Regions from separate parts of the Homo sapiens genome. Here regions 1 and 2 are each linked to region 3. A link is a loop called in an ENCODE intact Hi-C map of the cell type or tissue named here. Cell type or tissue: GM12878. All regions are shown on one strand.

Evidence for each region. Peaks named below come from ENCODE experiments on the same cell type or tissue, not always from the same donor. Only the 100,000 strongest peaks of a DNase experiment are listed, where the experiment ranks them.
Region 1: a loop joins it to region 3, with 2.3 times the contacts of the local background. A loop is called at or near these places in 12 of 110 quality-filtered maps.
Region 2: a loop joins it to region 3, with 2.9 times the contacts of the local background. A loop is called at or near these places in 16 of 110 quality-filtered maps.

The regions. Positions count from the first base shown.
Region 1 is chr7:70,423,894-70,426,393 of GRCh38, forward strand. All of the region lies in intron 4 of AUTS2 (activator of transcription and developmental regulator AUTS2), which reads left to right. Among named protein-coding and RNA genes, the nearest start is that of GALNT17, 710 kb to the right of the region's middle. In GM12878, no CTCF peak of the experiment used is centred here; no DNase peak of the experiment used is centred here.
Region 2 is chr7:70,596,139-70,598,638 of GRCh38, forward strand. The region is part of intron 5 of AUTS2 (activator of transcription and developmental regulator AUTS2); the gene reads left to right. Among named protein-coding and RNA genes, the nearest start is that of GALNT17, 530 kb to the right of the region's middle. RefSeq lists an enhancer at 1-448 and a silencer at 18-217. In GM12878, no CTCF peak of the experiment used is centred here; no DNase peak of the experiment used is centred here; H3K4me3 peaks cover 783 bases.
Region 3 is chr7:70,697,367-70,699,866 of GRCh38, forward strand. It overlaps AUTS2 (activator of transcription and developmental regulator AUTS2), which reads left to right. Exons shown (of 19, transcript NM_015570.4): 6 at 1,203-1,254. Among named protein-coding and RNA genes, the nearest start is that of GALNT17, 430 kb to the right of the region's middle. In GM12878, a CTCF peak has its summit at 1,058; a DNase peak (open chromatin) is centred at 1,063; H3K4me3 peaks cover 2,326 bases; H3K27ac peaks cover 404 bases.

The DNA of each region.
Region 1 (2,500 bases), 270 kb before region 3:
ATAAAACGGTACAAAAATTCAACCCAACATTTAAATAATTAGTAAGTTACCCTGTTGTTGTGTGTGATATAACATATCTTTCATGGAAATAACTGGAAAAATGAAACTATTGGTATGTCTTTCTGGCTGCTTTCACATACCTGAACTGATTTAATTCTCACAAAAATCCGGTGGGGTGTGTATCATCGCCATTCACTGGTTAAGAAAGGTAGACTCCAAGAATTAAGTTCCTTTCCAAACACAGCATGATTATTAAGTGGAGGGGGTCAGAATTTGAACCTACGTCAGCCTCAGACTGAATGAGCACTTCCTGTGAGCCAGGGACTGTGCTCAGTCCCTCTTAAGGGAGAGCTGTCTTCTGTGGAGCAGAAATACGGCTATATGGCTGCATTCACTGCTGCTTGTAGGCGCTGCAATCTCTTTTCGGTTTCAGCTTGCCTCTGTACTTTGCCAAGCAATCAATCAGGAAAATATTTTGAAGTAGTTTCTTTGTATAGCCTGAGAGAGAGAGTGAGATGGTACGTTATACTGGCTAAGAACATGAACTTTGAAGGACATAACTGGGTTCAAGTGCCATCTCTGTCACTGGAAGCCTTACTTACCTTCTCATCTCTAAAATGGAAGGGTGGTAGTATAATACTTTCTTCTAGAGCTGTTGTCAGGATTCTTGGTGTTTTTTGTTTGTTTGTTTGTTTCTTTGTTTGTTTGTTTTGGACAGGGTCTCTCTCTGTCACCCAGGCTAGAGCACAATGACATGATCAGAGCTAACTGCAGCCTTGACCTTCCGGGCTCAAGCAATCCTCTCACATCAGCCTCCCAGGTAGCTGGGACCACAGGCATGCATGACCATACCTGCTAATTTTAAAATTTTTTGCAGGGACAGGGGTCTCGCTATGTTGCCCAGGCTGGTCTTGAACTTCTGGGCTCAAGAGATCATCCCGCCTCAGTCTTCCAAAGTTCTGGGATTAAAGGCATGAGGCATTGCACCTGGCCTCAGGATTCTTTTTTGATGAATGCCAGCCAACAGCTGGCATTTCTAGAGGAAAACATGCTCTGCCGTTGTTCCTGTGGAGGAACCCTGCAAGATGTGAAATGCACTTCAACAACCAGGCTTTTCCAAAATAGAGAGCTCAGGGCTGCCCTGCCATCATGGACACCCCATCTCTCCTTTAGCTTGAGATGGACATTGACCCTTTGGCTGGGAATTGAATCATGTTGGTGATACTTAGCATGGAAAGCCGTAGCTACATTCAGTGTCTCACAACCTTAGTGGTGGAAGGAAGAATGGTTGCAGCAGCTTCATTACCTGGGGAAAAAGAACTTGGAATTCCAAGCACTTTAAGAAAGATGCTTTTACTTTGAGTGTTGGAGAAAATAGAGCAATTACCTATTGAAGACAAAGTGGATGAAAAAACACCTCTGTTCATGCTACCCTGATCATGTAATCTATTCATATTCATTCTGCCTTCCTGAAGGTGATTCAAGCCAGACTGGCTGTTCCTGCTGGCTGTGCCTTTCCTTCCCCAGGATACACAGGGCACATGGTGATCACCTGAGATTCCCAGCTAAACTCAGACATTTTCTACTCCAAGAGGAGATTCCTCAAAGGGCTATAGCACACAGGCAGCATCAGATAATGTGGAATGAGTGGAAGGAGGGAGGGAGGAGGAATCCATAAATCATCAAATTGTTGTTGAGCATCTTTGAGGGTCCTCAAGAATACACTAGACCCTGTGATGATTCCAGGGACAACCAGCCTGCACTTTCTGAGGAGTTCACTGCCTGCCTGGGGAGCAAGACTTGTATATGTTAAATTAGCAAAGAATTTATGCAAGACGTATGTGAAATCAGTGAAGAATTCTATTCTATCTAGACTAGAGCCAGGGAGATTTCCAACACCTGGCTCATGTATGCTTTTTAAAAAAAGATATTCAGTCTTACTGAAGATGAATAGATGGATGGATGGATGGTTTCTAACATCTATTGATTGCTTCCTATGTATCAGGCAGTGTTCTAGACATTTTTATGTTTATTACATATGTACTTATACAAATTATATGTTTATTAACTCAATTAACGTTCTTAGCAACACTATGAGGTACATACTGTCAATAGCCCCATTTAATAGATGAGGAAACTGAAGCACAGAGAGGTTAAGTTCCTTGCTAGAGGTTTCACAGATGGTGTACAGTACAGGCAGGCTTTGCACCCAGGCAGTCTGGCTCCATAGTTATATATGAAGGATAACGATGTGGTCTTTTCAAGAGCTGTTGGCATCTTGGTTCACACTGAAAGCTACCAGGCTTTGTTATCTGTTCCTCTGGCTTTGGCTTCCTGAGTCTTAAGCACCCTTCTCTTTTCTAGAACATAGACCAGCTTGAACCAACCCTCTGTGATTCCACCCCGCCTCTCCCCTGGCTGCACCAGGCCTCTCATTTGTAGTTTCTCTTACTGAGCACATTTCTAAACGAGGACGGTTGCTCCACTTTAAGGACATACA
Region 2 (2,500 bases), 100 kb before region 3:
AGGAGCGAGGCGGGCCGGGGCGCTCCGCGGGCCGGGGCGGGGCTGGGGCGGGCGGCGCGCAGCTCCTGGGCCGAGGCATCCGCGAGCCGCGGGTAGATCGCTCGCGTCTGATCGCCGCCCGGGAGCTCCCGCGGAGCCGGCTGCCAGGACTCGTTCCAGCTCCAGTGCGGGGCTGCCCGGGCGTCCAGAGGCGGCGGACGGCGTGCCGGCAAGTTTCCCCGGCACCTGCCAGTGCCCGCGAACCCACCTCGGAAGCCAGACCCGGGGAGGCAGAGGCAGAGGCCGGCTGGCTCCAGCCGTGGTACCGCACGGCTGCCACCCTCGGACTTCCGTCTTGAGTCTCCTGAGGCTGAGAAGCAGCAGATGCCGAACCTGCCCCCTGACGTGGACGTACACCTCAAGACCTAAAATGCGCCCTGCCTGGAGACTTTGAACTTAGTCTTCTGGAAATGCGGAGACCGCTTCGGGTGGTTTTGTTTTTGCATCCTCTTCGGCTAGGTTTGGCTTTGGGATTCTCTGGCTACCTGGATACGCCTTTCCTTTGTGGGCAAGTCTCCCGCGGATCGCAGCACCAGCAGCCAACCCTGGGGCACACCAGCCTTTAAAACCCCCGAGCCTGGAGACGCATGGAGCTAGAGAAGAGGACCCAACTCCTGACCACGTAAGGACTCTGATTCCACCTTTCCCGTGATGGAGAGAAATATAATTTCATGGCAGAATTTTCTTTAAGCACATTGTCTGATAGGATTGGCAATTACTAACCAGGAAAATGAGTAGCAATTAGGAGTTCAGTAATAAATGGAAGTCTATTGTCCTAATTGAGTGGAATTACTGACTGGTAATGGCAACACTGAATTCTTCAGTTTAATTAAGAGTTTATATAATTATAGTGCACTTTTTATTTCTTGGGGGAGCCATGGGGTAGGAATTAAATAACCAGTGTGATGGTTAAGAAACCCATTTAATGGGTAAGTAACCAATGAGTTGAAATGAATGTGAGTGCCTTGCTCAAGCAATGCAAACTTAGATGAATTCCTGATAAAGAGATGTAACAGCTTGGGCCAAGCAAGACTTTCAGCTGCTAATTCCTGTCTGATAAAAATCTGAACGGCTTAGAAATGATTGGGTAATCTCTAAAACTGGCACACTGAAACTGTTTTAGAGATACCAGAGCTCCCTCTCTCCTGCCGGGGTATTAACCCCGATTTGTGCTCTCTGTCGCTGTGTTTTCCACATTCTTCAAGAGTGAAACGAGTGGGTCATTTGAGAGTGCTTTTGCAGCCTGGGGTTTCTGTATGGAAAATCTTGTGATTGAGCTGTTGAGCTGTAAATGTTGATAGCTGAAGGGGATAGACAAGCTTCATCGAAGTTACTCAAATTCAAAGCAGAGTGAGTATGTAGGTGTGCAATTTGGGAACTAATCTGTAATTATAAAGATGTTATTTTCCTCTTTGGTGGTGTATTGTTTCCTTTACTATTATGTTCTCAAGAAATTGTTCCCCTTGTGGGAAGCAGTGAAATTGGAGAGAAATCCCTGCTCAGAGGATAATTACTTATATTTTTGGTGTAGGTTTCTGGGAATCCTTTTAACCCTACATTGGGATGCACATATTTATTTCCATAAGAAGCTCCAGCAGGTTTGGAAATCACTAGGTTTTGAATACACTGGTAGATAATTAGCACTTCAAGTAACAATATTTATGCCACTCTGTACCTTGACTTCTTTTTCTTGCTTACACGAGGTCTAGATTTTCAACAGGATGATCAGGGACTACCTTCTCTAGAGAGCTTGCATATTGCAAGTGGGTTCAGGGAGCACCATTATAGTTGCATTTCACTCCAGAAGAGACAGTGAGTGGCATGGAAGGGGCATTGCATCTTGAATACTGCATGCGTTTTAAAGTTTGCAGAGCTTATTCATAAATCCGCTTGGTTAATGAGAAAAAAGCAGGTATCGAAAGACGTTTGCTGTATGTGTGCCTCCCAGTCTCAGCCCTTCCAGGTGCTTTGCAGGTCCCTAAGTACAGAGTGTCACTGTCCAGAATTTTAAGGGCTTACCTACCCTGGTTTTTCCCCTCTCCCCTAGTCCTGTTTTGTCATTGCTACCATGAAAATCTAGCAAAAGTGTAGAAAGTTGTGTCCTTCCAGAACCACGGTTTCTCAGTGCAGGTTTACTGTATTGAGCGCCCACTCCTTTTCTGTTTGTATTCTGCCCAAGGCACAGCAGACATTCACTCCTTTTATTTCCCATGAAATTGTACAACAGGCAGAAGCTTGAAGATACAACACGGATGGAAATTTGAGCCTTGTAACGTTCAAAAATGACACAATTGCCAAGTTTCCTAACTTTTCCTAAGAGTTGATTAAAGATCACAACTTCATATCGCTCCTTTTTCCCTATGCATTTGCCGTCCATCACACACCTGACTGTGAGCTGTTGTAATAGCTAGATGAGGTTTAAAAAAAGAGGGAGTAGGGGCTCAAGGATTGCTGTCCTCTC
Region 3 (2,500 bases):
AAATAAAGCAAAAAACAGTCTTAATACAAATATTTTGTCTTTCTATATCACTTGCATTGAGAACTAGAACATGTCCCCCAGATGTACACAGGAATATTTCATCTTTGTCAGTATTACATGGAAAGACTAAATTGAATATCCTCTTTGTCCCTAAAAGCTAGCCCCAGAGTCAAAATATGCTGCACTTCAGAATTCCCCCCCCCCATTTCCTATATTTCCTTTTTCCATATTTATTCAACATTCTAGGCTTTTGCTTTCTCAGAATATGCATCTCTGTGTATCAAGTGTGAAAGATGAGTGATTTCTCATGAGGGTTATGTAGTGAAAACAGCACAAATATAGCTTGGCCATTATAACTTTAAATGCAGATATATCCTCACGTTATGTAGTGGAGATGCTTAATTTTTATTTTTTCAAGTTCTAGAAATATTCAGTGCTGAAACATTACAGCATTTTCCTTCAAACCGACTTCCATGTTTATTTTCCAGAACATTAGTGTATAATTTAAATTGGCTTTAGTTTTACTGTTTAAACAGGCTTATTTCACCTTCCTCAAGCCACTGTAATAATTAGCAGACATGTTCTCTAGAAAATGGAAAGGAAATAATGCTGGTGGCATGCATAGTGGTCGGATTTTGGGGCAGGCCGGCTTGCATCTTTTTGAACACCAAGGTCGTTTGGTTACTGCAAGGGACAGGGATCTTGGAGTCATCAGATGAATCTTAAAAAAAAATTAATTTCTGGCAGTGTTGGCTTACACTTTTTAGTGAGGAAAAGCTTAGCATTAAATAATAGGCATTTCTGATTTGTGAAAGAAAATTGAAAAATTGGCATGTCTGCAAATACCACGAAAAACATAACATTTCCAAAATAATGATCTGTCAACGAAATTGCAAAATCATTATGTGAATGAGCTGAATTGCTTTGTGTATCATCTCATAGAAATATGTTTTGCACAGATAATGTGTCTAATAAGGACACATTTTTAAAATCAGATTTTTTTCCCCCCAGCAAATAGCTGCACTGCAGGTCTCTCTCAAGCAGTCAACTAGCACCACCTTATGGATGATTTGGGGACATTGCTGCTTCCCTGCTAGGCTTTCGTAAAATGTAGTCAACTGATTTAAAATAATGGGAATGTTGATGGTGATGACAATATTAATGACAATAATAATGCTTTTTTCCCCCTTCTTGTTTTTCAGGCATCAGATGCCAGCTCTGAAAAACTCTTCAACACTGTTATTGTAAACAAAGGTAAGACCCATTCATTCTCCTGAGTAATGGCTTATTTTTATGTTAGTTTCATTGTCATTGCCTAGGAAGAAAGAAGAGCTAGAGTGATCTTTCTCTTATAATTCTGAAGCTACTGTTGATGTTTCATGTTTTTGCTTGAGATGGAAGTCTGCATACTTTGTGATGCATTAACATTAACAACCAGTTTATTTTAAAAGAATACATTGAGTCCCTATTTAAACTGATTTGACTAATCACTACTACTATGTGACTTTAATATAGAAAGCTGTACTCGAGAAGAATAGTTCTCAAAATGCCTGAACTTTATTGTTACTTATCAACTACCCAGCAATAGGAGAAATATAAATAGCTGATGTGCATTGCAGACTCCAGTAATCAATGGATGTTTAGAATTCACAGTATTATGGTCATAAACCAAGCCTTACTCTGCTGTGGGCTTTCTGTAAAGTTAATAAACGAGCGAGAGGGCAGAATTTAAATATGCACTATCCCATTAATTTCTTCCAAACCACGATCTAGAGTAAGAGAGGCTAATGATATAGCAGTACATTAAGGGAAAACTAACCTTAAATCATTGCCAGTAGGTTTCTGCGCAGCTTTCATTTGTTAGCAGTATCGTTGGAAATAAGGAAATTTAGGGGAGTCTGTAATCACTGGCTCTGAAAGGTGTGTAATTTGAAAGGGACAAACCATATAAACTATTTAATCTTCCCCTTTCCACTGTCGAGCCTGATTTAGGGGCTGGCATGATAATTGCTAAGTAAAGATGTGCTTTCTGTGATAATCTCTTTCTGGGTTACATGGGCGACACTTGGTAGCACTTGAACAGACTTGGGCCTTCACAAAGTGAAATTTGAGACCATTTCAGCCTTCTGTAGTTGCCTTGGCTAGCATTTTTGCTAGCTGGTTAGTAAGACATTTCCAAGTGCAGTTATTTTGAGCTCCCAGATTATTTTAGAATTTGAACCAATTGCAATTTTAAATAGTACATTATGTTTAGAGTTCCCTTGAGGTGTATGTGATTGCCGTTACTCCCAGAATTACTGTCATATTGAATTTTATCTTTTTTTATTGCATAATGGAGTATTCCAGTTTTATATTTCATCATATTTTCTGATGGACTGAAAGTTTGTATAAATGTGTTATCCATAATGCTAAAAGCCCAATAAAAGAAGATGTGTGCCATTCATAGCATACAGTACTCGTGTGTAAAAATGCACAATTGTCTACCACTTGGCGTTTCCTT